Regions from separate parts of the Homo sapiens genome. Here region 2 is linked to region 1. Evidence: read pairs that join two places in POLR2A ChIA-PET (ENCODE). Cell type or tissue: Panc1. All regions are shown on one strand. Links, peaks and the distances in the headings refer to the core of each region. The heading gives the core; the rest is flanking DNA. Region 1 overlaps LOC105379082 (a long non-coding RNA gene). Region 2 has its middle 320 kb from the start of LINC02058.

What was found. Peaks named below come from ENCODE experiments on the same cell type or tissue, not always from the same donor. Only the 100,000 strongest peaks of a DNase experiment are listed, where the experiment ranks them.
Region 2: POLR2A ChIA-PET joins it to region 1 with 5 read pairs; 1 of 35 experiments calls an interaction of 5 or more read pairs at or near these places.

The regions. Positions count from the first base shown.
Region 1 is chr5:92,649,617-92,661,954 of GRCh38, reverse strand. The region is part of intron 2 of LOC105379082 (a long non-coding RNA gene); the gene reads left to right. Among named protein-coding and RNA genes, the nearest start is that of LINC02058, 280 kb to the left of the region's middle. In Panc1, for the core only: a CTCF peak has its summit at 7,139; no DNase peak of the experiment used is centred there; H3K27ac peaks cover 3,466 bases.
Region 2 is chr5:93,248,724-93,261,061 of GRCh38, reverse strand. No RefSeq gene overlaps it. Among named protein-coding and RNA genes, the nearest start is that of LINC02058, 320 kb to the right of the region's middle. In Panc1, for the core only: no CTCF peak of the experiment used is centred there; no DNase peak of the experiment used is centred there; H3K27ac peaks cover 2,759 bases.

The sequences.
Region 1 (12,338 bases), core at 5,423-9,422:
CTTTGTTTTGTTGGAGATATCATTTATAGCTTTGAGAACTGCTTTAGATAAAATGCTAGCTTGTTCAAAGGAGAATTCATTAACAAGAAAAGCCAACTTATAATTAAGTTTAATACTGTGTATGGGGAGGAAAAGTCAAACCTCAGTCGACAGGTTTGACTTTTCAGATTGGATTAAATGATAAATAAAAGGAATACTAGAATTACCCCCACAATCATGATTCTTTTGGTTATGTATTATAAGCTGTATTTTTCTTATCTTTTGTCTGGAACTGCTTTTAGAGGGCATGCGCCACGCATTTAGATAAGTTTTCACTATTATCTCTTAATATAATTTTATAAGTCATGGGTGCCTGTATAAAACATGCACGTAAATATATGAATATGTCTGTATAGATGTAGACATATTTTATAATTATAACTTCATCGTGTTTTATTTGGATGTTCTAATTGGCATTTCAGAGACAAAATGTGCTCTTAGGCAGCTTGTCTGCAATATATTTCCACTTCCTTTCTGCCTTTATGTTTCAGCAAATTATCTTACTCTTATCCAATGCCTTTGTCTACTTTGTCCCTACAAAGACCACTGCTTCCTTTTGCCCTTTTCCCACTATCTGTCTTCAAAATTGGCATCTATGATGCAGTCCCCAGGACACATTTTTGGTTTGGATCACACCAATGAGTACAATGGGCCCTTAGAGATGTTCCATGGAATTGTTTGATAGGACTTTTAGAGATCATATAAAACAGTGATTTTTCCACATAAGAATTTTTTAAATTAATGGAACCCCTTTTACTTTTCCAAAGATACCTGTGGTTGAAATATAAGTGAGAGTATTAAGGCTCTGATCGTTCATCTTGACTTCTTTCTCCATGAAGTTCTCTCCAGCTAATGTGGCTTACAAAGAAATCTATGAAAAAGAGTTTGAAAAGCCCTGATATAGTCCAACGGTACAGACACAAGACTAAATTTACAAGGAGTGAAGGGACTTTGGCTTCTTGTCTGAAATTTTCCCCCTTACTCAACCTCGTTATACTTTAACACTCCTTTTCTGGGACTCCTGCTCCATCATGACCTCACTGACTCCTCTTAGATAAAGTCGTTGAATACTAGCGTGTTGTCATACACTTTTTCTCAGAGTTTTTAAAGAGTACTTCGCTGAAATGATGCCATCAGGAAAGAGATATTTTTACCTCTATCACCTATCAATGCGAGACCATAGCAGGTACCCATTAAATGTTAACATAAGTCATTATTTTCTTTAGAATTGACAAGAATTACTATACAGCCTGAGACTGGCAGAAATAGAACTAAAGTGAGCAGTTTTCCAATCTTTATTGTAACAATTTACTATGTGATTTTACTTGAGACACCTTTCCAATAAGACTTGTGAATCAAGATCTTTATGTCAGTACCCAACTCAATAAGGTTGAATGAGAATTTCAAATGTGAAATAAAATAAAATAAAATAAAATAGATTTACCTATGCTGAAGAAGTTACATTGTACCTTGCTTTGTGGTTAAATTTGTCTGTTAACACTTGTGACTGCCAAAACTATCATTTCTCCTGGGGATTTTGTTTTCCTACATTAGTATTTTCCAATCTTAGTCTTGGCTGATGGATTAGAATATTTGCCCTACCCTCCTCATCTGCTATAACTGCTGTTTCTTATTTTGTAACAAATGTGCCTCTACCATCCATTCCTAAGACTTTACACCTCTATTGTCTACCCATTGGCTCAATACTATGGAGAAAAAATTGTGGTACCCTAGGACTGTCTGAAATAGAATGGGTTCTTTTAAAATATAAAAATTCCTTCTTGTTGGTGGGTTCAAGTAGAAGGTGGCTATCCACTATCTGGATAGGAATTTATTCTTCAAGTCAAGAGGCAAGCACACGTTTCCACTATTAAATGTACCAATATATTCACATCTATATCTAAAAGCTCTGCCTTTCCCTGTTAAAACAGATAAAATCTGTATTCCTAAGGTAAAACTCTGCACTTGCACCCTCATCATATCTCTCATCTATTCAAAGATATCACTCCAGCAATTCTCCCTCTATCTCCTGCATCTTTACTGTTCCCTTCAACTGTACAAATGCAGTGTAACGTCCTCTGCCTTTAACACAAATCCTTCCTTTGAACTGTCTTCACTGCCTATCTCTGTCTACTTACCATGCCATTTCTTTCCTCTGCCTTGCAGCAAAACTCCTAGAAATAGATCCTAGAGGCATCTCAATTTCCTCTCTTTTCTTTCCATTATTTTTCCTTGAATCAACTCCAGTCAGCCTTTTTGTTATTCTGAAACTGCTTACAGCAAAATCACCAGGATTGTTTATGGGCTAAGCCAATCTCAGAATTATCTTGCCAAAGAATAGGAGACTGAGGCCTTTATAATCCCTGTATCCCATCTTGTCTTCACCAAAAATTACCTCTGTGGTCTTTGATTCCATACACCACCACAAGAGCTGAGTGAGCTTTTCTACTTTGGAAGAAATCTGGAGGCAGTGAAGCAGAAAAACTTGGAAGGTTGTTAGCATGTACTGAAACTGTCCACCACAGCTCAGCTGAGCCTAAAACTTGCTCAAGGAGATATGATAGGACACAAAAAGTACCTGCTTGGACCCTTTTTCTGTTTGCCTTTTTTTCTCTTTTCATCAAACTTCCTTCTCTCCTAACCTTTAAATTAGTGTGTGCCAGGAGTGAATCTTTAGACTTTTTCTCTTTTCTAATTACATTCACTACTTATGTTACCTTACTCAGCCCAATGACTTTAAAATCATGTTTGTGATGTTAAATTCCAATTTTACATTTACATTTTTTTCTGAACTCCAGATCCATGTGGCAGGTACCCACTCAAAATCTCTACTGGAGATTAATTCAAAACCAAACTATTGACATAAATTTACCTTATAACCCAGAAATTTTCCTCCAAGGAATCTACCCAGGAGAAGTAAATACATACATCTATATGCAGACTTGTACATGAATGTTCAAGGTTGCATTATTTATAATAGCTGTAAACTGGAAACAATCCAATTAGTGATATATCCATACAACGGAATACAATTCTGCAATAAAAAGGTACCAAGAGTTGATATATGCTATAACATGGATGAACCTCAAAACATAATACTTAGTAGAAGAAACTGGGCACAAAAGACAATATATTGTAGATTCCATTTACATGGAACATTCAGGAAAGACAAATCTGTAAAGATAGAAAGTAATTCTGTAGCTGCCAAGGGGCTAACATGGATATACAGAATCACTGCAAATGGGCCAGAAGAATTTTTTTTCGAGTGGGGGCTGGAAATATTCTGCAGTTAGATTGTATTGGTGGTTGTACAACTCTAAATTTACTAAAAATCATGAAATGCTATTCTTAAAATGGATGAAATTTATAGTAGGGAAAATATACATCAATAAAAAATTTTAACTCTTGATCTTATGCATAAATTTTTTTCCTCTTCTAATCTTCTCTCTTTCTGGAAATGTCAGCTCTGTTTTCCTAGTTATTTAGGCAATAAATCTTGGAATAATTTTTGACTCTGTTCTTTCTTTTTCATCACAAATCTAATCTGTCACTTCGACTACTGGTAACTTCCTCACTACTTTATACTGCTACCCTCTCTTCTCCACTACCGCTCTGGCAAGCTTGCCTTGACTGTAACAATAGCCCCCTCACAAGTCTTCATGTGATTATCCTCACCACTTTATTATTTATTTGCCATAAAAGCAATTATTCTACTTCTTCATTCAAAATACTTCAGCACAATTCCTTGTCAGAGTAAAATGCAAAGATGTCACCATGTTAAAGTTTCCAGATAAAATACAGGACACCTTGTTAAATATGAATTTCAAATGAACAACAAATACTTTTTTAATGCCTGTGTGTGATACAATATGAGGGACATAGATATATGAAAAATATTTGCTGTTTATCTAAAATTCAAATTTAACTGGATACTCTGTGTCTTTATTTCCTAAATCTAGCAAACCTACATCTTGGTCAAAATGGCACTCCATGATCTGGGCTTCCATTGTCTCTCTGGTCTCATTTTCCTCCTCACATGAAGACCAGCCTCTTAATCAAGCGAACATTGGTTTTCAGACAGGCGAAGTATATTCTTACTGTTAGACTTTTACAGTCGGTCTTCCCTGTACCTGCAAAACTCTTCCCCCAAGTATCAAGTGTAGTTTGTTCTCCCATTTCATTTAGTTTTAGGCTCAAATGTCAGCTATTCATGGAGGCCTTTCCTGATCAACCAATAGAAAATAGCTCCTGCAGTCTACAGTTCTCGATGGTCTCATTGAGCATTATTGATCTTCTTAGCATTTATTACAAATGAATATACAATATATTTTTTGTATATATCTGGCAGTAAAGGCAGAAAAGTTATTTCTTTTTCCTTCCTGCGTAAGAAAGGACTAGAATAGTATCCATCCATTCATTTGTTCATTGATCCATTCAACATTTTTCCTTTTCTAGGTTCTAGGTTTCAAATCACATGCAGTGACACTGTCAATGTATTAAGTCATGTATTTTTGGGAGGCAAGTGTGAAAAGAAAAGTACGGGTATGGTGAAGCTAACAGAGACAAATTGGCAGACAGAAAAAGATGTGTGTCTGTAGACTAATAATAGAATGAAGAGGATAGGAACATGGTTGCATCACTTGTGGTGTTTCCCTGAGTGACAAGCCCACCCACTCAACTGGAGTTCAGGGAAGAGGTCAAGTCAAGAGACAGTATTTGGGACTCTTCTGCCTAGGGGTGCTAGTTAAAACTGACATATCCTTAGCTCCTGTCAGCAGCTGCTCCTACACACTCAGGAACTCTCCATTAACATTTAAACTGACTGTCGAGTCCATAATTTTGTCCTTTCTCCTCCATCAATTACCCTCTTCCTTCTACAATGTTGAAGTCCCCCCAACCACTGAACATTTACCATTGTCTACATAGTTCTCCAGTATTGTCCATTTTTAAAAGGATTTCACTTTACTATGCAGTCTTCCTCCATCTTATTTCTCTTTTCCTTAATTCCTTTACTTCCTAAGCGTATTATCTCACCTCAACAATTGTATTGAATTTGAATTCCCCAAGGTCACCAATCACAAGTCCATTTATATTTTTTCAATATTCATTCCTCTAGACTTCACAGTAGAATCTGAGACCATTGGCCACTACCATTCTCTTTGCATTTTTCGTGCTTTGTTTTTTTCCAATGTTACTTAACAATGTTTCATTTTTCTTCCTATTGCATATATAGTCTTAGTTTTTCTCTAATTAATGACTTTTTCCTCTATGTTTTTGTCATCAAATGTGAATACTTGCCCAAGTTCTGTTATTAACTCCCTGTCAATCTTTCTATAGTCTCTTGTCTTTAAAAACTTCATATAGCCTCATGACTTTGAATTTCAACACTAGATATATGCCTCCCTAACCTACATCACCTGCTTTGTTGTCTTATTCCTCCAGCTCTGATAATACATCACTGTCTGCTTATTATGTGTATTTATTTAAATATACTGCAGATATTTAAATTTCACCATATTTAAAATATAACTTAAAAAATGATATATCCTGTCTTCTCAAACAGCTTTTTATGTCACTTAGCAGACAAAGCTCTGACTTACACTTCTTTCCAAAAACTGTTTTAAAATATTTGATAATTAGGCAAATATAGTTTTAGATACAGAGAAAGCTGAAAGGTTTTATTTATTTATAAACAAAGTTTATAAATAAATGTTTTTTAAAGTATGTTTTTTAAAGAACATACATAAAAATATACCAAGGTATTTTCCTTTATTATTAGTCAGCTTATTCTTACCAGTTTGAGCCTTAAAGTATCAGTGATACTTCAGAAAGCAGGATGGTAAAACTGTAGATATATATACACATTTACATCCATACTCACATTTTTCTCTTTGTTCCTTTAGCTGTACTAAACATCATATTACCTCCATATATACTAGAACACCCATCAAATCACATTCTAAACCTGTGTCCTATGCTCTCTTCTTATTCTGTCCAATTCCAAAGAGAGCAATTGAGCAGCCAGGTTGGTTGGGGGAACTCTGATTATTGTCTCTGGTCAAAACCAATCTCCCTCATTTCTGGAAATTCCACCCTGTGTTTCAATATCTAATAACCTCTCCATAGGTAGTGGGATTTCCATGCAGTAGAAGTTTGCTACAGTTGACCACATGTTTCTTTTAAAATGTTTAGCATTTATATTTGTTTAAAAAGTTTCAGATTTCAGAGAACATAAACATGTTGAAAAAATTATTTATAGAACTTTATAAGGAAAGATACAGTTAAGTATGGGATGAACAAAAATTAATTTTTAATCCATAAATATGTTTTAATCTTAATTATCTAAAAATGCAAGTTAGAAATAAATGCATGTTCATTGGATTTATAGTCTGGACTAAGAGAAGAAACCTTGGAATTTTGAAGAGAGATGATGAAAAGGTGAGAAGGGAGTTCCAATTTTTTTTTTTAAAGGCAAAATTAAACAGAAGACATGGAGAATAAAGGGAAGAGGGAAATGAGCAAATTAGGAAAGAGGAGAATTATCAGAGAAATTCATAAATCAACAGATTCGTAAGGTCTGACAATCTCATTGTAGGGCTGTGCTATTACTAAAGCAATACGGTTTTGAATTATGATAAAAGAGAAAAATCACATAGAAAGAAAAGCATAATGACCAAATACTCAAAAATACATTAGTGATATAGATAATTGATTTCATTTATGTAAGGACAAATAAAATTATTTCAAAAAATTGACATGACACGAAATAGTTCTATAGCTGCCTAGATCCTTAGGTGAAGATTTTTATGTGTGCACAAACAGCACATGCAAAGTTAGATAGAAAACCATCAAGAATGACAGCTCGTGATTTATAGTAGAGTTAGTAGAGGTTAGGTGTTTAATGTTACTTAGGCATAATTTGACAATTTGATGGAGGTTTCAAAAGAGAGAAACTATGTATATATGAATACATATTTACCTGTTAGATGTTTATATAGTTTGGCTGTGTCCCCAACCAAGTCTCATCTTGAATTGTAGTTCCCATAATCTCCACATGTCTTGAGAGGGACCTGGTGGGAGGTAATTAAAGCACGGGGGCGGTTACCTCCATGCTGTTCTTGTGATAGTGAGTGAGTTCTCATGAGATCTGATGGTTCTGTGGGGGGCTTTTTCCCCTCTTTGCTCTACGCTTCTCCTTGCTGCCACCATGTGATGAAGGACATGTTTGCTTCCCCTTCCACCATGATTGTAAGTTTCCTGAGGCCTCCCCAGCCATGCTGAACTGTGAGTTAATTAAACCTCTTTCCTTTATAAATTACTCACTCTTGGGTATGTCTTTATTAGCAGCCTGAGAACAGACTAATGCACATATGCATATATTATATAGGTCAAAAACATATGCATATATATATAATATATGCTTATATGTTATATAATTATATCACTATATATCATTTTACATTGTTGGAGAATAGTTTTATATACTAGAAAATATCTTACATAATTGGTATCTTTTTAATGCTTATACAATTTATGAAATGTGTTTATTATGATTTTCACTTTAACAATGAGGAAAATAAAATTAAGAGATGTTAAGCAACTTCTAGATTACACAGTGCATGTTAAAACAAGGTCTCAGTGAGTCATAAACGTCATGTTGTTTGTATTATAATATATTGCCTCCCTATATATATGAATGGAAATGAGGGTATAATTTGCATGGATTAAATGTCTGTATATTTCAAAATGTAGCCTGCAATTATACTTCAAAACACACTGTAAAAGACTGGTTTATTTGGGCTAAAATTTGTGAATCTAGGATTCCACAGTTAAAATGCAAACATTGTTAAAATGCTAACATGGTTATCTTTGACTATCAAATCTCCCAGCTCACAGTAATTTACCAGATCAATATCTAACAGTGGCAATAAAGAGGGAGGAAGTTAAATGGAAAACTCCGGAGTACTGGCCCTACCTGGAATAGGAAGCTCAGAAAGGACTGTCTGCAGGCAGGGCTGTGTGAGTATGGAGAGGGCTGGGTGGTGGTGTGGGGTGAAAATAAGGAGGAAACATTGAGCTCCTTAGCTAAGAGAACAGACATCAAAATGAAAAAGAAAATGTGAGAGCACCAAAACAACATTTTTTAAATTTCTTTAAGTGCTTTATATTTTATATTTTATTTTAAGACATTAAGCCAAAATTCAAGTTTGTATAACCACCATACTTTATTGATTTGAACATGCATATGTTTTCACATTTTAAACTCTTTGAAATCAAGAGTTTATATTATATTTTAGCATTATTTCATTTAAATTGGCAGCATTTTTTATTTCTTAATGGTGGTGTATTTTATATTTAATAGCATGTTAGATTTGATGAAGGATAGTAATAAGGTTCATCTGAGGATCAGAAGAAAATGTGTGTGAGTCTAAGGTCTTCCACTGATACCCAGCATTACTTCTGGTACAAATGCTATTCTGATCTAAATTTTCTAAGTCTTTAATTACAAGACTAATGTCTTTTCTAAGTATGACAGTCAAGTTCCTTGTCTGCACCATTTTCCTATGAAGATGGTATGACAGTAATTGAGAAAAATAGTTAAAACATCCCATTTATATAAACAGTATATATAAAATCTATGAAGTCCTCATGGCATTTAAAACAGAATATTAAAAATCTCACAGGATTTAAGGCACTTTTAAACAGTTTTGAAAATTATGCAAGATGTTTGATTTTTGTAACCTTCTGTAGTCAAAGGAAATATTTTTATTTAAGTAGCTGGTCTGAGATGTAAAGGTTCTGTTCAATCTAAAAGAAAGTCTTTAGTCTAATAAATTGAGTGTTGTTAAGCTTTGAAAGCAAAAGCTCTGAACTGTATGTTTCTAGCTGGATTCTCAGTTTTTGTTTTGTGTTTTAATAAGGCATAGTTTCCTATGCAGTAACATATGGTTTCAATATTTGAGCATTCTCAGCCATTTTCCCCATATGTTTGTTGTAATCAACTAACCACACATGGCCAAATCCTGCCCTTAGACAAGCATAGAGAATGCTCACTGAGGTCCAGGAAAACAAGCACACTCCATGCAACAACCCATGGTCCGAAATCAGACTTTTTTGACTATTTGCACAATATTGAATGGTACAAATAAATGGTTATTAATATATTTTTGGAAGTGACTTGGATTGTAGAGGTTTCTTTAATCTGAGAATGTCCAAGATTAATCTTGACAAAGGAGTTGCTGAACAACTTGGAGAACGTTGTGTGCAAAGATATGCATGTGTTAGGTAGTCGGGTGGGGAGCATCACACCTAATGTCAGAGTTATCCAAGGCATTATTCATGTATTTTCTTCATTCCACAATTTTAGCATTCTTCAAGGCACATAGTATACATCATCTGCTCTCATAGACTTCTATTCTAGAGGCATAATATTAATGCCAACAATAAACAAGTAAACTAATAAATAACTCAGGAAATTTATGTAAGAAATTAATCTGATTAAACAGTATAATGTTATTTAAAGTAATAGGAGTATTTTTCCTGGCATTGTTAGAGAAAATTCTTTCTCTGAAGAGGTGTTACTTGAACTGAGATCACAAAGGTGAGACCCAACCATGTGAAATCTGGAGTGAAGGTAACAATGTACTAGAAAAGAGATGGCTCTAAAGCTTGAATGAGCTCATGATTCTGGAGGAAAGTAAGATCAGAAGTACAGGCAGGAGCCAGAACACACAAATTTGTGTAGACCATGTTAAGTTTTATGGATATTAGTCTAAGCACGTGGAAGTGTTTTAAGCAAAAGAGTGATGCAAACTGATTTATCTGCAAATTTATATTTAAATATCTCATTACAGTTGCTTTTTCAAACAAATGACTACAACAACAATAATTTAGGATACTAATGGCAGATATAGAAAATTTTATTTGTTGGGAATAAAAATTGTGACACTAGCAAAGCCATTTCAAGGATATATGAAAAACCTGGGACATAATTTTGGTCTTGAGGCATAGAATCCTCATCTACATATATACAATCCAAGAAGAAATCTTCCTGTGAGCCTTAAGGGGGAAATTAAGCTACAAAATCAATCTCATGTGAATCTCACATAATTAACATAAACACACTTACATCTTTGATAATTCTTAGAAAAATTTAAACAAATAGTGTGTTAATAGTACTATTGTGACAGGTAAAGATTTTGGAAGTAGGAAAAAGGATATATTTTTGAAATTATAAAGTGATTTGCAAAATATGAAGTTCAGTAGATGCATATATAGTAAGCCTTTCACCAACCTGCTGCAATTTCAATTTGCATCAATTTTATTCACCTTAAATGTGATGCAGTGATATTCATACATCAATATTAAGGATATTAGGATTATTTGAAAGGTTTACTTTTCAAAATAGCAAAAGGAAATGATTTGATGTATAAGAAGGTAGTTACCTTCTAACCTTCCTGCTTTGGTCCTCTAAGATGATGAGAAAAGTAATGTCAAAGGAAAATAAATAAGTAAATAAAAGTTTGGAAACATCTAACAAATATTTCCTTATAGATTTATTTTCTGAATATCTAATTGTTTTTTGGTTTTACAGTCTTCACTAAGTTCTATGGCACTTTTAAATAGTTCCATATGTTCAATGACATATAGAGTTGATCTCAAACCAGGATTGCCCTTTAAAAGGCTAAAGAAATTGGTAGTTATATACTGTCAGGTGATTGGACTTTGGAGATTTTAACACAGCATGAACTTATTTTTTTGTTTTGATGCTTTTGTATCTCACTCCGTCTCCCAGGCTGGAGTGCAGTGGAGCGATCTCAGCTCACTGCAAACTCTTCCTCCAGGGTTCAAGCGATTCTCCTGCTTCAGCCTCCCAAGTAGCTGGGATGACATGCGCACACAACAAACGGCATGGATTTCTAAAGTAATTTGTAGACATTTCCTACTCATTAGCTGCATTAGTAAGGTAAACTGATTTATGCTGTGGTAACACAACAACTCCAAATTTCAGTGGCTCAAAACAAATTCAATTTCCCCTTTATTCTCTATGTGGTTGACAAGAAGATTCTGCTTTTCATAGTCACTTGGGAATCCAGGTGGATGGAGGCTCCATAATTCCTTTTCAATCGTTTTTATCGAGAAAACATTCATATAATATGGAATTCACCATTTTAAACTATACAATTTAGTGGATTTTAGTGTATTTGCAGTGTTGTGCAACCATTACCACTAATTCTTTCACCCCTAAAAGATGCACTATATCCATTAACAATGACGACCAATTCCCATTCCCCTCTACCCTGTCAAACAATTCTTTACTTTCTTTCTCTACGGATTTACTTATTCTGAACATTTCATATCAATGGAATTATATAGTAGGTAGTCTTTTGTGACTAATTTAGTACAATACATTCAAGTTTCTTTCATGTTGTAGCATGTATCAGTACTCATTAATTTTGTCTAAATAATATTCCATTGCATGGATATACCACATTTTATTTATTCAATAATTAGTTGATGGAGATTTGGATTGTTTCCACTTTTTGCATATTGGAAATAATGCTGCTGCCAGCATTTGTATACATATTTTGTGTGCATATGTTTTTAATTCTCTTGAGTATATACGTAGAGAAAAAGAATAGCTGTGACACAGGGTAATTCTGCTTAACTTTTTGAGGAATTACCAAACTGTTTTCCACAGCTGCGCCATTTTACATTCCCACCTGCAATGATGGTTCCAACTTTACATCCTCACCAACAATTTTTATTTCTTTCTCTTTTAAAATAATCATCCTTGGAGGTGTATGGTGGTACCTCACTGTGGCTTTGATTTGCATTTCCAAAATGACTAATGATGTTAAGCACTTTTGTGTTATTGACTATTTGCATATCTTCATTGAATCAAGGCCTATTCAAGTCCTTCACCAATTTTATAATTGGGCTATTTCTCTTTCTGTTGTAAGACTTATTTTTATATTTTGGATATTAGACTGTTATCTGATAGATGACTTACACATATTTTCACTAATTCTATGGTCATTTTGCTTTAGTAATGGTGTCTTCTGATGCACAAAATTTTATGTTTAGGTAGAAGTCTAATTTATCTATTTTTTCTTTAGTCTGTTGTGCTTTTGGTGTCATATCTAAGAAATCTTTGCCAAATCAGTAGTCCTGTAGATTTATACCTATTAATTCTAAAAATTTTTATAGTATTAGGCCTTACATTTAGGTCTGTGATTTTTTTGAGGTAATTTTTGTTTATTATAGTAGGTTTTCGTACAAATTCATTCTTTTGCACA
Region 2 (12,338 bases), core at 3,587-7,586, 600 kb before region 1:
TATTCGGCCATCTTGGCTCCTCCTCCTAGTTCATTTTCTTTTTTTTTTTTAAAATTATACATTTTTTATTATATTTTAAGTTCTAGGGTACATGTGCACAACGTTCAGGTTTGTTAAATATGTATACATGTGCCATGTTGGTGTGCTGCACCCATTAACTCATCATTTACATTAGGTATATCTCCTAATGCTATCCCTCCCCCATCCCCCAACCCCATGACAGGCACCAGTGTGTGATGTTTCCCCTTCCTGTGTCCAAGCGTTCTCATTGTTCAATTCTCACCTATGAGTGAGAACATGCGATGTTTGTTTTTTTGTCCTACGGTGATAATGTTCATAGGTTTGCATAGTGAGGGAGAAGGAACCATGGAGAAGGGAGGCTGAAGGGTGAATAAAGAAGTGGGGATAATTGAGTGAACAATAGCTCAGAGAGGCAGAGGGATAGAGAATGAAGTTGCTGATTCGTTTTTGCTTGTCCCATGCTGTTCTTGTCCCATAACACACTGAACTGGGCAGGACGCCTCTTTGTAAAACCTGAATATTAACTTGGTTTCTATATTTATCTCTGCAGTGTTGAATTGAAAGAAACACAGTCTAGCCACCAAAAAAGTAAGTATATTTTTTATTGGTGTCCCTCTAAAAATACCCAGGGCAGGGATAGTACCATCCTAACTTTGAGCATCTCTTTCCCTTAACAATTTTTTTTTCACTTATTACAGCTGCATTTACTACATTTTTCCATAGTGTATTATTGGACAACAAAACAGACTACCCTTCCTTTTTCAACCTTTGTCTCTCTTCCCAAAGTCACATGCTTTTGAATCGGGCGTAAAAATGTCTCCTGCTCCCTCTCTACTTTCCAAAAGAAGTTTGCCCTGTTAGGGTGAGGACTTGATGATGGGATGGAAGAGAGCAGAGAGGCACATGGAAATAAGAGGAATTAAAGCCAAAAAACTGACCCACTAGTTGTCAAACTTGAACATTCATCAAAAACACCTGGACAGCTTGTTAAAGCACCTGTTACTGAACTGTACCCCCAGAGTTTCTGATTCACTAAATCTGGGGCGGGGCCTAAGAATTTGCATTTCTTTAAGTTTCCATGTGTTGCTGATGCTTTGGGGGACCCACTTTGAAAAAATCACTCAACTAGTTCACTTAATAGGCAGCAAACCAGAGCAGACTTGGGAGCAATGGAATAAGATTACTAACATGAAGTATGAGACACAGTCTTTATTACAAACAAAAGGGCAAGTCTGCTTATTAGAAGACCTGAAAAAAGATCTGCTTGATGCTGAGCTCCTGACTGGCCCAGGGTCATTTACGCCTTGCAGGGCTTCACTGGGTCCACGGTTTGAGAAAACTATAGGAGTGGTAGCTGGCTGAGCCAGGTGTTAGGACTGGAGGGATTCAAAGATGGACAGGGAGGCAGACTTTTACAAATTATTTTTACAAAGGACAAGCAACTGAGGCAAGTGAGGTAAAAATTAGTATTTCAATATTTTCCCCAGAGAGTCTCAAGAAGTTCTGTGACACATTCGAATGTAGTTTTGCAGCCAGACATAATTTTCTGACCCTTTAAATGATTTTTTTCACCTACAATGTATCTATTTACAAGGTATCTATTTACAAGCAATTATGTAGTTTATGAGTCTAATGTCTATGTTAGCTTTACCAATATTGAGAAGTAATAAATTCCCAAATGCATGTCTTAATCTATGTAATTATATATAACTTTAGTGAAATTGAAGCCATACATTTCTAGTTCAAGTTAAACAATCAAATTTCCATATTGTTGAATAGCTAAACAGATTTTATGCTTATGATATCCCTTAAGAACTTGTTAATGTACATTTTACAATGTTGTGTTCCACAGAAAACATTGACTTATGTCCAGGTAAACAGATGCCAGAGCAGGGAAGAATATTATGGGAATGAGTCTTTATTTTCATAAATTCTCATATAATTTTAACACAGGTGAAAAAACATGTCTCATTTCTCTTAAGATTTATCTTTTCTAAGTAAGTAGTATTTAGAATTCCACATCATGTTGCTGTATCTATTGCTATGCAGTTGAGCAAGTTAGATTGTAAGGAAATAACTGCATTGGAGAGAAGAGAAAAACAACAGACACATAATCACCTAAACTTTGGACAAATCTCTGAAATGGAAGCCAATCTAGCAATGAAATCACAATGAAATTATAAATTTATGGAGGAAAAGCTGGGAGGTTAATTTTACCCTTTAAAACCTCAATGAAGCACAAAATCAGGGGAAAAACTAATAATTATGACTAAGAGTTGTAAGATTTGGAACATCAACTCAGCAAATGAAGACATTACCACATGGCAGACATTAGCCAATAAAAGGCATCCAATCACTCTAAAATGAGCTCGTAACACAAAATGTGAGCACTGTGGATTTCCAGAGAGGTGGTGCATTTATTAAAAAAAATCCATTTATTACTTTCTACAACTGAACTCATCCAATGCACATTTACTGAGCATAGACAATGCGTGAAGAGCACAGACAATGGGCTTGCACTTTGTGTGAAGTGCTTAGGAGGATTAAAGAATGTGTTAGATACAGGTCCTGACCTTAAGGAGCTTACAGTTTTTTTAGAATGTGTGACTGAACGGAAAAGAGATGAATAAATAACCATAAGATAAGGTGAGACACCAAAGATAAAAAACAACTCTTATAAGAAGGCAGAAAAAGATGAGTGTGAGAAACTGGGGAGGAGGCGAAATTTAGGATGACCTTCAGGGAGGAGAAGAAACTGAACTGAGCTTTATGGCATGCATAATACTCTTTGATTTTTTTATTTTTAAAATTTCTTAAAGCATATGCTATATCACTACACTGAAAGTGCCACAAAATACACTTACAAGTGGCAATTTGATGTAAAACCAACACAGTTTAACATGTGAATCAAAGCATATTATATAGGAGTATAAAAAATTGGTGGATATGGGTGGTATAGCAGACAGAAAGTAAGTTAGTTTATGTACCAGCAACAAACCTCTCCTGTATCTCAGTGGCTTAACATCTTTACAGTTTATTTATTATTTATACAAAGTTGGCTGCAAGTCTGCTCACTCTTTAGCAACGGTTTGCCATGCAGTGTCTCAGGGACCTTCTCTCTGGTATTATCATAGAGCCTCCTCTGTGATTGCTGTATCAGGAAAGACAGTGCTAGTGGATTCATCTTGACCCTTAAATACTCTGGCCTGAAAGTGATATATGTGGCAATGAGTCACAGGACATTGGCCAAAATTAGTCACATAGCCGTGAGTGTCTTCAAGTGTTCAGAGAAGTGTAGTCCTCCTGCATCTTCAGATGGGGTTGGACGCAGGTGGGATGTGGCAGAAGATGAGGTTGGAATGTCAGGATTAAATCAGATTCTGAAAGACCTAATGTGGTTTGATAAGAAGTTTCACCTTGGTTTTATATGTAGTGGAAAAACAAAGGTTTTGAATAGGGAAGATACAATAGGCACTGTGTAGAAAAATGACTTTGGTAAAAAGCACAGAGTTGTTTGGTGGTAGGCAGAATCTTTAGAAGACTCATGAAGAAGCTGGAGCAAGTAATAGTGTTCAAACCAACACAGTATTAAATAGCAGTATGCCTGGAAAGGATGAAATGGATTCAAGAAATTTTCACAGGTAGGTTTAATTGGAACTACTTGATACAATGACTGAAGGAGAAGGAAATGTTAAATGTAATTCACCTTTCTTTCTTGGTTTACTGAGTGGGTGGTGATGTTAACTGATGAGATAGCCATTTACCCAGAAGCAGCAGAAGGCTTGGGGTAAACTTGATTGTGATCCTTGCAAGAAAATCACCTGGAGATACTGACCAAGCAGTCACAAATACATTTTTGAATCAAAGAAGAGAGGCTAGAGCTAGACATGGAGATATGGAAATACAGTAGTACCCCCTTATTCTTGGGGGATATGTTTCAAGACCTCTGGTGGATGCCTGAAACAAAAGACAGTACTGAACTCTATACGTACTATGTTTTTTTCCCTATACATATATGTCTGTGATAAAGTTTAATTTATAAATTGGGCACAATAAGACATTAACAATAATAATGAATAATAGAACAATTATAACAACATACTGTAATAAAAGTTCTGTGAATGTTTGCTCTCTCTCTCTCTCAAAATATCTTAATATTTCCAGGCCATGGTTGGCCATGGGTAACTGAAACCCTAGAAACCAAAACTGCATATAAGGAGGGGCTACTGCACTTGGCCTCAAGATGACAATGGAGGCTGTGGGGTTTCCCGGGGAGAAGAGGCTGAGGATGAAACTCTGGGAAACCTTCACTGTGTGAAAAGGTGGATGCAAAGCCCAGGTCTGTTCATTTCTAGAACAGAAGCTTTGTATTAGACTAGGGCTGCTGTAATGGAGTACCACAAATGGGGTGGCTTAAACCACAGACACTGTCTCACAGTTCTGGAGGATAGAAGTCTGAGATTAAGGTGTTGGCAGAGTTGGTTCCTCCTGAGGGCTGTGAGGGAGAATCTGTTCCATGCCTCTTTCCTGGCTTCTGGTGATTTGCTGGTGATCTTTGGTGTTCTTTGGCTTGTAGCTAAATCACTCTGATCTCTGACTTAATCTCCTTGTGGTGCCCTCCCTGGATGCATGTTTGTGTCTGCATTCACATTTCCCCTATTTATAAGGGCACCAGTCAGATTGGATTAAGGCCCGCTCTAATGACCTCAGTTATCTTGATCATCTGCAGACACTATTATTAAATGAAGTCACATTCACAGGTCCTGGGGTTAGAACTTCAACATATGAATTTTGGGGTAACAAATTCTATCCATAAAAGGCTTCTTCTACCCCTACTTCTAGCATGATTTGGAGTAGGGAGAAAGAAGCCAGACTGCAATAGGCTGATAATTAATAGGAGATTTAAAAAAAGCCAAGGCTGGGAATGTAAACTATTTATTTGGAACTATATCCATTACAAGTCAAATGATGAGGGCAGGGGCTCCATGGTTGATACAATTTCCAGAACAAACTACTTTACAGTTTGCCAAAGAATCATTCAAAGTCTATGGTATATTAAGAGTGCTTGCTTGCTGCAAGATTCTTTCTTCAAACTAAAACACATGGGCTTGCTTGTTTGGCAAAGAATGCATATATCCCTAGAATATGAGCTAGTAATCATTTGCTTTGCATTTAGTGTAATGTGCTCTTTTCTGATGAAACTTGGAAGTTTGAGTTTGAAAAATGATGTGTCTAAGAGAGTATGGACTAAGCAATTTTAGATATGGCAGAGCAATAAAAAACATTCTTGCCATAGATTCATTGGAGGTGCAAGGACAGAGATTAACCTTGGGAGGTATATTATAGCATTTATTTTTTCAAAAGAATGGAAAGACTTGGTATTTAAATTCTTGCTTTCATTTGAGGAAGGAAAAATATAAATCTTGGGATGTCTGAAAAATATTAAAATGTTCACAGAATTAACCATCAGTGATAATATCAAGTGTCACATTTCTACTCCATCACGTATTGGGAAAAACTAATGTAACCAAATGGTGGCATATCAGGATTTTTCCCTAAGCATTATGGTGTGTTAATTTTCTACCAAAAATTTTGGGTATTAATACGGGTATACAATTTTGTTTTGGGTCTTAGATGAGGTGGTTTTGTGATTTGCAGTTGGATTTAACATAAAAAACAAAGGAACTGAAGTATTTTTGTAACAGAATTTTAGTAGTATCTATCTTTCAATGACATTTGTTTACCCTCTTTTTTTTGTTTTAAAAATGAAACATGTTGAGAGAGAAACAATTGAATACATTTTTCCTAAACATTATACATTAAAATCAGTGATGCTTCTACAGCAATCATATTCTGAAAGAGCACTTTCATATCTTATGGGTTCTTTTATACAGTTCATATGAGTGGAATATACTGTTCTTGGGAAAAAATAATGATAATGTAGACAGATATTGAACTTATCTCTACTCTGATGAAAGTTCAGTGCTTGTAGCTGATTATGTATGATACGTTTTCCATAAACAGGCACAGAGTGACCCCATTGGAAATTGAGCTTGCAGGGTAATTGTGCTCAGTATTGTTTCCCTATCATGCATGCCTGATTATTCTTCCTCCAGTTGGTCTTGGAGACTTCACTGTTGCTTCTGAACCTGGTACTAGGTACCGAGACCTTTCTTTTTGGTTTGCCTTGTTTCGACAAGTGTAACAGCATCTCTCCTTATTTCACCCACACTTCTACATTATTCTGAAGGCAAAAGGATTAAAACTTGTTTTATGAGAAAACACTAAAAATGTTAACTCAGAAGAAGGTCTGTGAAAATAACACTGGACTTGGGATCAGAAAACTTAGAATCATTTAGGTGTTATTTAGCCTTGTTAGTCTACTTATGCGCTGCATTCTTGGACAAGATATTTGACTCCTTAGTAATTCATTAATTCAGTAAGCCATTAACTCATTCATCTACTCCTTTTCACCAAGCATTTATTGAATGTTCCCTGTGTATTAAGCACTGCGTTAAACACAGGATGGTAAGATACAAATCAGGCATTCCTTTAAAGGCGTTCACAGATAAATTAGGAGGATTTAAAAAATTATGATAGGAATGATATGTTATAATAGAGATAATCATTAGTAGAATGGAATGATTTCTATTGCTCTTTTTACTTTTATAAGTTTATGGGTCTAATTCTATAAAAGTTCTAAAAGTTATTCACATACCTTTTGACTTTGGGAAAAAAACAAACCTAGAGATACAAAGATAAAAAAGTAAACCTGTTCCTGTACTTAATGGGCTACTGGTTTAGAAGGAAAATGGATGGGTAACTGAATGCCTGTGTGTGCGCATGTGTGTGTGTATACCTCATTTGTGTCTTTGGAGTCCTTGGCCTACAGCATTCCTCCATTACTGCAGGCATCCTAGCTTGCTGGACTTTAATTCATTCAAAGTAAGGAATTTGAAGTAAGTGAGTGGCAGCATGTGTGGTGCTAGGTGGAGTAGGGAAAGAGAGACAAAACTTTGTAATTCTCATTTCCACATGTGGGTCAAAATGGCAAGGGAAGTCAGAAGGGCCAGAAAGCAATGAGACTCCAGAAAATTACTTGGTATTCCTTCCTTAACACAAAGAAAATTTATAAAAAGTGTAGGCAGTCCACGCCTTACAGAAATTTATGGCCAAAAAATGAGTCATAATAATGAATGTTTCTTGTTTTCTAAATGGCTATAGATGCCATTTAGGCCCTAGTAGAGTAATTACCTTATAAGACTGAAAATTCTCTTTAGACAGTCTTGATGGTTAATACATACTACTCTAGAAGTCTTCTTCAAATACTTTTCAACCATGGTTTTAACAAAAAGGAACTAATAATATTTCTACAGGTAGACTTTTAAAAAATGTAATAGAGATCATATGATTGACATATTTCCTGTGTTTAATCACACAAACATAATCCAACTGAGGAATTTCAGAGTTAATACAGTGAATTAGTTTCAAAGTATTGGAAGGGCTGGGGCACTGATTGAGTAAGTTTATCTAGAAAGTAGTACCTATATTAAGGCACTACTACCCATAGGCCTAGAAATCCAAAGGAGAAAGTAGTGTTACCTAGACTCCATATGCAGGTGAGATTGCCGAAGTTGAAATTGGGTTACCTGAGTAGAACTTGGAGCCACATATACCTATCATTGTTACGGCTGCTGAAACTGCCATTAGAAGCTGGGAATAAAATGGCCTCTTTCTTTCTTCAGTTTTCTTCCAGTGCCTGCCTTCCACTGGCAAAATCTAACAGAAAGTCAAGGGAACTTGGGAAATACAGCTTTGCTGGCTCCCTTTCCCTGAGGTACAAAAAAGGCAGAGAAGAACAAAGGAGGAGCCGGGAGATAACACCCCCTCCAGATCACATCTCATTGTCTCTTCTGTCTTTAATAATCTGTTAATTTTCCTGAAACTCTCCATCACTATGATGCAGTGAAGGGAAGAGTGAGTTACACTAAGGGAAGGAGCAAGATGTAACATAGCGACAGCTCCTGAAAGAAGAGAAAGGAAATTAGTCAGAAGGGTCTGAGAAGAGGGAAAACAGAAAAGGCATATGAATGGCAAGGGGTCAGATAAGAGTTTCGTCAAATGTATGCTTAATAGGGCTCAAACCCTTTGGGTTGGAGTAAAATGAAGGCTAACAGAAAAATCTAGTTAAAATTGTGGGGTTCATAGATGAGCGGAGGGGTTAGGTTAAGCTTGATACTTGCTTCAGTTTCTATCTTGAGAACTTTTCAAATTCCTTGAAGAAGTCCCATGTTTATCATGGTACAACACCAATATGGCAGCACATGATTGGTCAATTAGAAATGCTGAAGGAAGCATTAGTCAAGTGGATTAAATAATGCCCCTGGCTGCCCATGGCCCATGAGGTTATCTAGGGATTTCATAATTTCTGGAGTCTCCTATTATTAAGGGAATCAGTGCAATGCAAGAAGCCTGGGGTTGGGACATGGATGCCACAGAGTACAGGGAATGTGATATAGGAGGTTACCGCAGGATCTAAGGACTTTGGGAATAGTTGCTACCATGACCCCCACTTCCCCCTTTCCACATCCCCAACGCACCAGGCAGTACAAAGCACAAAATACTGGACACTAGAACAGGGTGCTCGATAACCTGATACAGAGGGGAACAGACCAGCAGAGGCCAGCAAAGACCCAGATGCTAGTATGTAAGTCAGAGGCCCTTTCACCATCACCATGAGAACACAGGATTATCCTTTTATACCCAGAGAGGATCTTGGGAAAGAGAGAAGGAGGTAAGATCACCTGAGAGGGAGAGAATCAGCTTTCGTACAGAGTTTTAATCAACCTTTTTATTTAAAAAAAGAAGAAATTGAAGTTCAAACTGGAAGATTAAAACATGGGTACACAAAGCAAGATAAGGTGAGTTACATGGCAGTGGGGGGATTTCATACTGTAGAAGCTTATTCTTTGTTATGTCATGTTTCTGATATTATGAAAGATGTACTACTTATAAGTACATAATTGGTTATAATGAAAGTCAACAACATTTTTCCAATTGAACCCTTTTTAGAATAGAAAGTTTAAGATTTCAGGCTGGGTGCAGTGGTGCCAGCCTGTAGTCTCAGCTACTCAGGAGGCTGAAGTGGGAGGATCATTTGAAGCCAGGAGTTCAAGGCTGTAGTGTGTGATGATTGTGCCTGTGAATAGCCACTGCACTCTAGCCTGGGCAACATAGCAAGACCCAGTCTCTAAAAATAAACAAATAAAAGATTTCAAACGGTCTGTGATATATAAAGTAGAATAGTCTCAGAAAATTAATTACTTTCAAATTATTGTTATTTATTATTTCCTGTGATATAACATAGTTAAAGCTAATTTTCAGGAGGAAAGTTTCATTTTGTAATTATTCATTATTTACACTCTGATGGGGATGGGATTTGGTATTCTTAAGACTCTACAGAAAACATGACCTTTTGTTCCGAGAAGCTCATAATTGAAAGTGATTCATTTATTTGCAAACATAGGATTATTGTAGGAACAAAAGGATAGTCTTTATTAAAGTTTATAAGCCAAAGGATATGAGATTATTTCCATCCATCCCCATCTTTCCATAATGCTTTTGTAATGGGAACGAATATTAAAATGATCCATTCTTGTCTAAAAAGGTTATATTCAGATTTGGACAACTTAATAAATAATACAGAACTCCTAGATAACCCACCAGCCATGGGGTCTTGACCCCAGAGGTGTCAAGCCACTTTGAAGTAATCCAAAAGCGCATCAATTGTATTTTTATATATTTTATTTATGTTAGTGTGAACTACCATATTAAACTGCATTAAATAACTACTTAAATAAGTAAAACAATAATTTAGAAGTAAAACCATTTTATGTTTGGGCTTAGACTCCTCTAAGCAATCAATACAGAGTAATTATTTGTGTCCATAAATGCATGATGATCTCAAAATGAATTCATTTATCGTTTTATGCATTAACTTCTCAGGCTGCTTGGGTATCATTCTCTGCTGGCTATTATATTATTGGGTCACCATTGTGCTAAACTGTAGGACATGTTAGCTGATAATTCCTGAAAAGTGCTTACTTTTGAAATAAAAAGCAAAGCAAAAAAAAAAATCAAGCCACAATGCTGACTGAAAAAAATATTCATATTTATATTAAAGCCCTTAGCTAGATTCTCAGACACATCACTGCTTAAAATGCAGTCACCTGACAAAAACAGTTCTAATTATTACCCCCTTGGGCAAACATTTTTCAGAGTGACTGGCTAAAATGCACTGCAGCTCATAATTTCTGTCTCTGACAGTGGAAGACATAACCTAGTTTCCTCTAATGCAAAAGTCTCTAATCTAGAGGGCAAGACCCTGCTCAGTATAACACTGAAGGGAGAAAATGCAATTTGAGCACAAGGAAATTGCACACATAGTTGGATAGTTCTACCACTCTCAGATTTTTTTTTCCTCCTCGGGTTTAAATGTCTTGTTTTATTTTATACTAAATTATGACCTGGCTGAAATTGCTATGTTTTTTTGGTCATATTCTGAAAACCTCTTACTATAAAAGTGAAGGTTATGCGATAGTTCCATACTTTCATTTTTTAAGGGGGTGGGAATGTTCACATTTTGACAGTTCAGCAGTGAAAATATTAAAAGTTACTGTGCTTGCTACAGCAATATTTTTTTCCTTTGAATAATAGCTCTTTTGTCTTGGCAAATGGGGCATATATACTGCATTAGAAAAAGGTAATTAAATCTTTTTGCAATGACAAAAGTGCAGATTTTTTGATCTGGACTAATCAGTAACAATTTCATTGTTGAACCTCTGAACGAACAAACTTTTATGATTGTTGGGAGAGGTGAATTAACCTCAAATTGTTCTGGTTCACTTCACAGGCGGTGGCTGAGTAATACATCGCCCTGAAACAACTGATAAGCCAGAACGAAAGAAGTTTCAGGGAAGTCAGTCAGAAGTCTTGGAAGGAATACAGCTATGGGAGGGCATAACTGGGAATTTTCATGAACAATTTTATTTCTGTGAATTGGAGAGTCATTGCCCCTTTCCCATCTCTTTCTGCTGACAGCTGCTGCTTACCTCCTTCCTTCCAGCTGGGAGGGCAGCCGCATGGCTGCGTATGCCGCTGACGCCAGGATGGCTCCTTAGCGAGCAACCAGGGCATCAGTTTCCTCCTGGAGACTGCACATGTCACCTTCACGTCTCATGCATCTTCCATCATTTATGTGAATATATCAAGAGGCTCTGGTAGAAGGCACTAGGCTATGAAAGTGCAGTCTAACTGGTGACTGAGAACAAAGGCTGCCTTCAGCTAGGAATGATTCGCTACTGTGGTAAAAAATACTTTCTTTTTTCCTCCAAAATGACTTTGAATCATAAAGATTTAATAAATAGCCTTCCTTATTCAGGAAATAAAAGTGAAAGGATAGCATAGAGAAAGGGTTATTTAAAGAAACTGATTTTGATAAACATTTATAAAATAATGGTATACAAAGGCTTGACAATATCACAGTATGAACTTGTAATTTCAGGAGGAAGATCTGTCCCCAACAATTCTCAAGCATGTCATCATAACTTATTGCTCCTGAATTCCTCAGCTTCCATCAGACAATAACACAATCTGATCAATCTTATCACTAAATACTGGGTGCCAGTTTGAACAAAATTAGGGTGAATTATTTAAAAGGTGATGTGACTATAATCTAACAGGTATCTTAAAATACCCTGTGTGGCTCATCAACCTGCTTATTCCAGTGAGTTAATAAAGAAATTTTATAGTACATCTCTAGAAAACAGAAACATCTATCTTAATTTTTCAATTATTAAATTATAAACATCAAACTTTTTTCTAAAAGATTTGTTTTCCTAACACTCTATATTGTTTATGTCCTTGGGAAGCAAATAAGAATTAGAAACAGGATTGGAAAGTAATTTGTGCTGAACTAACCCAGAGATGGTAGTGAAACACCCCCACCTCTCCCTTCCTCTGGCCTATCTAGGAAATTGGCCTGGTATCTACCAAGGTAGCACTGAAAATGTAGATAAATAACCCAGAAGCCCAGAATGGTTATTCTTGGTGCCAATTCACTGAAGCTCTGTTGGACAAAATTTTAAAGAAATTCAATTGTTAGACTGTGGACACATTTAGCCGTTCCTTCTAGATACGAAGAGTATTCTATTTTAAGAATACTCTTAAAAAAGAATATCTAATATATTTAATACTGTATTTTAAAATTAAGTTGTCACTAAAGAATACGTTTTTTGAATGCAAGAAAATAATTCATA